Regions from separate parts of the Homo sapiens genome. Here region 1 is linked to region 2. Evidence: read pairs that join two places in POLR2A ChIA-PET (ENCODE). Cell type or tissue: Caco-2. All regions are shown on one strand. Region 1 overlaps HK1 (hexokinase 1). Region 2 overlaps SUPV3L1 (Suv3 like RNA helicase).

Region 1 (4,000 bases), 180 kb after region 2:
CAGGGCACTGGGGAAGAGGTGAGATTACAAAACCATAGTGCATGTGCACTGCACACACGGCCAGTGGCACCGGCAGTCACGTGATGACCAAAATCCGCCACGGGGTGCCCACATGGATTTGTGTCCTTGTGGCCCAGAAGCACCAGATGCTTTTTGCCATGCCTGGCTTGTGACACTCTGGTGGCTGAGAAGATTCTGGAAAAGGAGGCTCACTCTGCATGTGTGTGGGGTGTGTTTTCCTACGTGTGTGTGTGTATACACACTTTGGTCCATGTGCACTGATAAAATTAAAACCACAGAGAGCACGGGCGATCCTTTCTTTTCCCCTGCAGCTGTTTGATCACATTGTCTCCTGCATCTCTGACTTCTTGGACTACATGGGGATCAAAGGCCCCAGGATGCCTCTGGGCTTCACGTTCTCATTTCCCTGCCAGCAGACGAGTCTGGACGCGGTGAGTCTCTGTTCTTAGGGCTCAGTGATCGGGCAGCACTGAGTCCCCTGTGGCCTGGGTGGGCTGGCCCTTGAGGCCTTCTCCAGCCTCAGTGTCATTCCTAGATGACAGTCACAGTCACAGTGGGTTGAGCCAGGCTTTATTTCACAGCCTGCAGGGCATACTGAGACTCTTCTCTCTTCTTTTCTCTTTGAAAGCGTCACCTTTTCTGGGAAACCTTCTGGTCCTCCAAGCAAAAAAAGAACCTCATCCTCTTCTGTGCCCCCTGTTCATTTGATTGTTGCCTTGCTTATAACACTTCTTACACAGTTAGTTCTTAGTGTCTTTTGTTTCTGCTAGTGGTAGACTCCGTGAGCAAGGACCTGTATCCCTGCACGCCCTAGCACAGTGTCCAATCAGAGGAGATAATAAATGTTTGTTCAATATATGAGATGAATCAGGGTCCAGGATCAGAGCTTGAGCACCTGCTGACTACTGATTGGCTGGGCTCAGAGCTGAAGGTTACAGCTCCTGTCCTTTGGAAGGCCACAGTCTAGTGGGGGAGCCGAGTCCCTAACACCAGCAGCTCCAGCTCCATGCTGTCAGGGCTGGGGAGTGGATTCTGGGCAGAAGGAACCAATGGTGCAGAGTCACGGAGGCAAGACCCAGCCTGTCACGCTGGAAGAGCTGTAGGTAGCTCTGGGTGTCACAGGTGGAGACGTGACCAGGCAGGAGTTCTGGAGGTGGGTCTTAGGCCAGGGTTTAAGGCTTAATGAGCAGCCCTAGGAGAGTTAGGTAGGGTCACCTACCTCTGTAAACCAGTTAATCCAGTTACATCGCTGACTTGGGACTTTTTTCTTCTGAAACCCTTTTAGAGCTCAGGAGTTAGATCTGTTTGTTTGTTTTTAAAGCATTTCACTTATACCTTCACCTTGGATTCATCATAGTCAACACACACCCAGTGTACTTTCTTCCCCAGGAAGTGTTTTAACTTCAATCCAGTGAAAGCTAAAATGTACTTTAGGTAGACACAGTATTACTAAACTCTTAGGATCCTTCAGTTATAGTGTCAGTAGACTCTTCTGTACAGCTGGTTATGCCAGTGGCAGCACCAGGCTTGGAATCGGGTGATCTGGGCTCTTGTCCAGTATTGAGTGCCGTCTTTGCCGTCTGCTGAGTGAACTTAGACATTGCTATTTACCTAATGTGCCTCATGCTCCATCTGTGAAGTGGGATTATTTCAAACCCCTATGAGGATGGTGAGGAGGGTCTATTCATATTTTATTGGTTTGTCCTCAGATGTTTGAACTCCGTCTCCGATGTTGTAAGCCCTCAGCAGTTGTTGACTCAGGAGGGAGGGTTGGAATTTTGTGTTCTCCCCTTCCAGGTTAATTACACAGGACTCTCCTGGTGCTTTTTATGTTGTAGGGAATCTTGATCACGTGGACAAAGGGTTTTAAGGCAACAGACTGCGTGGGCCACGATGTAGTCACCTTACTAAGGGATGCGATAAAAAGGAGAGAGGTAACTATTAAAAGAATGTTTTTTAAAATCTTTACTGTTTTAGGGGCTTCTAAAAAGTGTATTTGCCTGTTGTAAAGAATTCAGGCCAGGCGTGGTGGCTCACGCCTGTAATCCCAGCACTTTGGGAGGCCGAGGCGGGTGGATCATGAGGTCAGGAGTTCTAGACCAGCCCGGGCAATATGGTGAAACCCTGTCTCTACTAAAGTTACACAAATTAGCCAGGCGTGGTGGTGCGCACCTGTAGTCCCAGCTACTCGGGAGACTGAGGCAGAAGAATCGCTTCAACCCAGGAGGAGGTTGCAGTGAGCTGAGATCACGCCACTGCACTACAGCCTGGGCGACAGAGCAAGACTCCATCTCTAAATAAATAAATAAATAAATAAATAATACATAAAAAAGAATTCTAACAATACAGAAGTATGTGACCTGGCCAAGAAAAGCTCCCTATTTCCTGACTCCACTGCCCGCAATAAAATAAGGGCTCATAGGTTTGTGTTGTTAAAAGATTATTATTATTTTTTTTTTAGAAAGGCAAATCATGACTCTCATACAAATTGAAAAAGAGAGAAGCAGCCCCTGACAGGTGGGCACAGCCTGGCACTCTCAGTTAGGCCTTGGTGTTCTCCTGTGGAACACAAACAATTTCACAGAGTCCACAAACAATTGCAGAGCAGAAACATCAGACACAGCCACTCCGTCCGGGACCATGATGGATTTAGACAAGAATAAGACCAGTCTGTAACCATAGAATTGCCCCTGGTTCCTGACAATATCCAATCCAGAGCAAAGCCCCACTTCTTTAAACCTTCCCCCAAACCACAACACAGACACAGATCCAAATTAAACTTTTTTAAAAAAAATTTTTAGAATTTTAAAGTTTCCTTTTTTGAGACAGGGTCTTACTCTGTCACCCAGGCTGGAGTGCAGTGGAGCAATCTTGGCTCACTGCAACCTCTGCCTCCCAGGCTCAAGCGATCCTCCCGCTTCAGCCTCCCTAGTAGCTGGGATTACAGGTGGGCATCTACATCTGGCTAATTTTTGTGTTTTTGGTAAAGATGGTGTTTTGCCATGCTGCTCAGGCTGGTCTCCAACTCCTGGGCTCAAGCAATCTGCTCGCCTTGGCCTCCAAAGTGTTGGGGTTTTTAAATAGAGGTGGGGTCTTGCTATGTTACCCATGCTGGTCTTGAACTCCTGGGCTCCAGTGATCCTCCTGCCTCACCCTCCCAAAGTGTTAGGATTCCAAGCATGGGCCACCACACCAAGCCACTTTCCAAGATGCCCCCGGGGTGTGTTCTCCAGTGTTGCAATGAGTCAGTAAAGCCCAACTTTGTTAGATTACAGGTGTGTTTCTCGTGGTCTTTGGCTGGAGGACATTGAAAAAATATAAAATGAAAAATTCCCAAGATTTAATTTAACTCATTAATTAATGAGGGAGTCAGTAAGAGACTGTTTTAAATTTTTTTTTTGACTTTTTTTCAAATCCCATTACACTGAGCAAAGTAAGAACTTTAAAAAACAAAACAAAACAAAACAGAACACTTCAAATAACAGTCTAAAGAGCAGACAGATACCTGGGCACTAGGCTGTCAGGGAAGCTGAAATGAGTGTCTGAAAGAGGGCTGATTTGTCTGCTGTCTTTTGCAGTTAAATAGAAAAAAAACAAAAAGGGCTGAGTTGCATCTGGAAGGGTATGCTACACAACTTACAATATTTCATTGAAAATATAGCTGCGGGTTGGGTGCAGTGACTCACACCTGTAGCCAAGGCAGGAGGAACTTTGGGAGGCCAAGGCAGGAGGAACGCTTGAGCCCAGGAGTTGGAGACCAGCCTGGGTAACGTAGTAAGACCCCGTCTCTATAAGAAATTAAAAAATAAAAAATTAGCCGTCATAGTGGTGCACAACCTGTGGTCCCACCTACTGAGGAGGCTGAGGTGGGCGGATTACTTGAGCTTAGGAGGTTGAGTCTGCAGTGAGCCGTGGTTGCGGTAGTACACTCCAGCCTGGGTGACAGAGCAAGACTCTGTCTCTTAAATAAGAAAGGATA
Region 2 (4,000 bases):
CCTTTTCTTTTTCTCTTAATAATATGTGTTAGAGATCTTCCATGTCCAGATGTTTACCTAGAAAATATGTTTCTTAGAGCTGGCATTTGTGAAAAACTTAGCTAGCATAAGGTTGAAGTTTATGGAACAGTCTTGAACTGCTGTAAACTGACCTGAGTGGAACTCAGTCCCATGGCCTTGGCACCATTCACACCATCCTTTAAACAGCTATTCTAGTGAATAGAAGCTCTTTACTAAGGTGTAGGGAGTCTCTGGAACATGCAGGTCAACAGTTGCTTGTTTTCTTAAGATAAGGTCTCACTATGTTGCCCAGGCTGCAGTGCAGTGGCACAATCATAGCTCACTGTAACCCCAAACTCCTGGGCTCAGGCGATCCTTCCACCTCAGCCTCCTGAGTAGCTAGGACTACAGGTGTGCGCCATGATGCGTGGTGTGTTTTCTTTTTGAGATGAAGTCTCACTCTGTTGCCCAAGCTGGAGTGCAGTGGTATGAGCTTGGCTCACTGCAACCTCCGCCTCCCAGGTTCAGGCGATTCTCCTGTCTCAGCCTCCCGAGTAGCTGGGATTACAGGTGCCCGCCACCATGCCTGGCTAATTTTTTGTATTTTTAGTAGAGATGGGGTTTCACCATGTTGGCCAGGCTGGTCTCAAACTCCTGACCTCAAGTGATCCACCCGCCTTGGCCTCCCAAAGTGCAGGGATTACAGGCATGAGCCACCACACCCGGCCGCTCCGTGTGTTTTCTGTTTAAAAATTAGAATATGAAATCTAGAGGCTTTTCCTTTTTTCCTGATCTTTGTCATTACTGAACTATGAAAGAGCTCAATCACATTAATGACTTAGGATGCCCCTTAGGACTGTGATTTGGAAGCTGTGCTCCATGGAGCTCCTTTAGGGCCAGCTGCTGGATGGATGGATGGATGGATGGATGGATGGGCGGGCATCTCTCCCTGCTCTCTCTGCATAGCTCCTTACTTAGCTCTTTTATGTATTGGGCTTCCACTAGTTGTTTGTGGCCAAAAAAAATAGAGCCACTGCCTTTATAAGATAACTTGAGAACTCATGCTTGGCCTGTCCTGCCTAGCAGGTAGTGTGGTCACATTTCTACCCTTTATGGCTATCCTACTTGGCATTTATTAAACTTAGCAGAGTGGACCAGACTGAATTTAACAAAATTGTGGCATTATTTAACTACAATTGATCTAAAACTGCTCTTCCTCTCTGAAGTATTAACCTTGCTTAGGTTAAGCATTTAGAGATAATTTCCCCTAATCAGGAAATGAATCATTTGAAATCAGCTTGAATCTTGAAGCTGAAGATTTTATTTAAACTCTTGCTTGAGGGGTCTTACTGTGTGGTTGTATGTCTATCTTCTGTAGTACAGGTGATGTATAATATTGCCTAATTCTGGGATGCAACATGGTTTTGAAAGCACATTCCCCAGCAGTGTCTTGTGGTTCAAGACAGGGCTGTGATGTCTCACGTTACCAGTGAGGAAGCTGAAGCAAAGAGTGTTGACTTGGCCAAAGCCACACAGCTCGCAGGAGGCAGATCCAAGATTGACTTCTGACCAGCCTTGCACCAGGCCACCTCAGAGGGTTTCTATATAATAAGGGAGGACAGCCAGGTGCGGTGGCTCACGCCTGTAATCCCAGCACTTTGGGAGGCCGAGGCGGGTGGATCACAAGGTCGGGAGTTTGAGACCAGCCTGACCAACATGATGAAACCCCGTCTGCACTAAAAATACAAAAATTAGCTGGGTGTTGTGGCGGGCGCCTGTAATCCCAGCTACTCAGGAGGTTGAGGCAGGAGAATCACTTGAACCCAGGAGGCGGAGGTTGCAGTGAGCCAAGATCGTGCCATTGCACTCCAGCCTGGGTAACAGAGCGAGACTCCGTCTCAAAAAAATAAAAAATAAGGGAGGACATTAACAAGATAGAGAAACTTAAGCTCGTATTTGAGGTTATAGGACTATTACATATGAGATAGAAATAGGAGTCTTCAGGTACTGTCTGTCCATAGCTTTAGAACATCACATATTCCTAAATAAGAGTTAACAGACTTAGGCCCTGGAAAGTTAGTCCTTCTACAGCTTCTTTTTTTTTTTAACTGCTCCTTGTGGAGCAGGGATACCCTATAGGTAGTGTGCCCAGAGTAGCCCTTGAACTTCTGCTGCACATATTATTACCCTGGTTTTAGAAAAAGAAGGAAATCATCTTTTTTTGTTTTTTCTTTCTCCAAATGGTCTCACTGCTGGAGTGCAGTGGCACGATCATGGCGCACTGCAGCCTTGACCTCCCTGGGCTCAGTAATCCTCCACCTCAGCTTCCTGAGGAGTAGATGGAATCACAGGCACACACCACCATGCCCAGCTAATTCTTTGTGTTTTTTGTATGGATGGGGTTTCTCCATGTTGCCCCAGCTGGTCTCGAACTCCTGGGCTCAAGTGATCTACCCGCTTCAGACTCCCAGAGTGCTGGGATTATAGACGTGAGCCACTGTACCTGGCCTTATAAAGTATTAAATGTTCTTTAAAATGTAGAAGAGTATAAAGGAGAAAAGAAACCACCTGTCTATTGAAATACAACCACAATGTTTTGTTTTGCTTTCTTTTTTTTCTCTTTCTAATTATAGACTTAAGGGAATTCTGACACTTCTCTGAAACCCTTTTCCTCTTTCTCTCTCAGTTTGCCAGGCAGTATAGCAGGAATGAGCCCCTGACCTTTGCATGGTTACGCCGATACATCAAATGGCCTTTACTTCCACCTAAGAATATTAAAGACCTCATGGATCTTGAAGCTGTCCACGATGTCTTGGATCTTTACTTGTGGCTAAGGTACCAACATTTTTCCTTTATGTGCTCTCATTTTTCTAGTAGGACAAATTAAAGGTTTTATGAATTTGTTTTTCTATTTCAAATTATGGACATATTTGCAAGATGCTCTATATTATGTCTATTGTCCATAAAGGCAATTCAACTGATGGAATGGTTTCCCATTCCAAAAATGACTTGAGTTCTTGCAATTCTAGTTAAGATGGCTAGGTGAGAAGGAAGGTCCACTGGACTCCTGCTGGTCAAAGGATGGTCCTTGGACCAAAAGCATTGGTATCACCTGGGAGCTTGTTAGAACTAAGGAGTATCAGGCCCATGCCTGACTTGATCAGATTCTGCATTTTAACAAGATCCCTGGGTGATTCACTTGTACATTATCATTTGAGAAGTCCTGTTCTAGGCCAGTGATTCTCAAAGGAGGGGCATGTCCCTCTCCAGGAGTATATCAGAGTCTATTGAGGTATAGTGCTGACCCACCCTCAGGATGACATATTCCTCCGATATGTGGGGGCAGAAATCAAGGTTGAGCAAAGGCACTGAAGAGAGTTTGCAAAAAGAACATTTAGAATTTATCAATGTCATGATGTAGGTGTGCCATTGAGAGTTGTCCAGTGACTGCGATAAGAGCTGTTGCTATAATGCTAATGTGTCTTTTTCCCAGCTACCGATTTATGGATATGTTTCCAGATGCCAGCCTTATTCGAGATCTCCAGAAAGAACTAGATGGTATTATCCAAGATGGTGTGCACAATATCACTAAATTGATTAAAATGTCTGAGACGCATAAGCTGTTGAATTTGGAGGGCTTTCCATCAGGGAGCCAGTCACGATTGTCAGGAACCTTAAAGAGCCAAGCTAGAAGGACACGCGGCACCAAAGCTCTAGGGAGTAAAGCTACTGAGCCACCCAGCCCCGATGCAGGAGAGCTGTCCCTTGCTTCCAGATTGGTGCAGCAAGGACTCCTCACTCCAGACATGCTGAAACAGCTAGAAAAAGAGTGGATGACACAACAAACTGAACACAACAAAGAAAAAACAGAGTCTGGGACTCATCCAAAAGGGACGAGAAGAAAGAAGAAGGAACCTGATTCGGACTAGTTTTCTGTTCCTGTTTTTTTTTTTTTATTTAATTTTGCAAATAAAAATTTATTTTGAATCCTTTTTCCTCA

What was found. Peaks named below come from ENCODE experiments on the same cell type or tissue, not always from the same donor. Only the 100,000 strongest peaks of a DNase experiment are listed, where the experiment ranks them.
Region 1: POLR2A ChIA-PET joins it to region 2 with 6 read pairs; 6 of 35 experiments call an interaction of 5 or more read pairs at or near these places.

What each region holds. Positions count from the first base shown.
Region 1 is chr10:69,384,464-69,388,463 of GRCh38, forward strand. It overlaps HK1 (hexokinase 1), which reads left to right. Exons shown (of 18, transcript NM_000188.3): 11 at 1-18; 12 at 333-452; 13 at 1,860-1,955. Among named protein-coding and RNA genes, the nearest start is that of TACR2, 30 kb to the right of the region's middle. In Caco-2, no CTCF peak of the experiment used is centred here; DNase peaks (open chromatin) are centred at 1,070 and 1,807.
Region 2 is chr10:69,205,107-69,209,106 of GRCh38, forward strand. It overlaps SUPV3L1 (Suv3 like RNA helicase), which reads left to right. Exons shown (of 15, transcript NM_003171.5): 14 at 2,687-2,835; 15 at 3,494-3,987. The coding sequence ends at 3,929. Among named protein-coding and RNA genes, the nearest start is that of HKDC1, 13 kb to the right of the region's middle. In Caco-2, no CTCF peak of the experiment used is centred here; no DNase peak of the experiment used is centred here.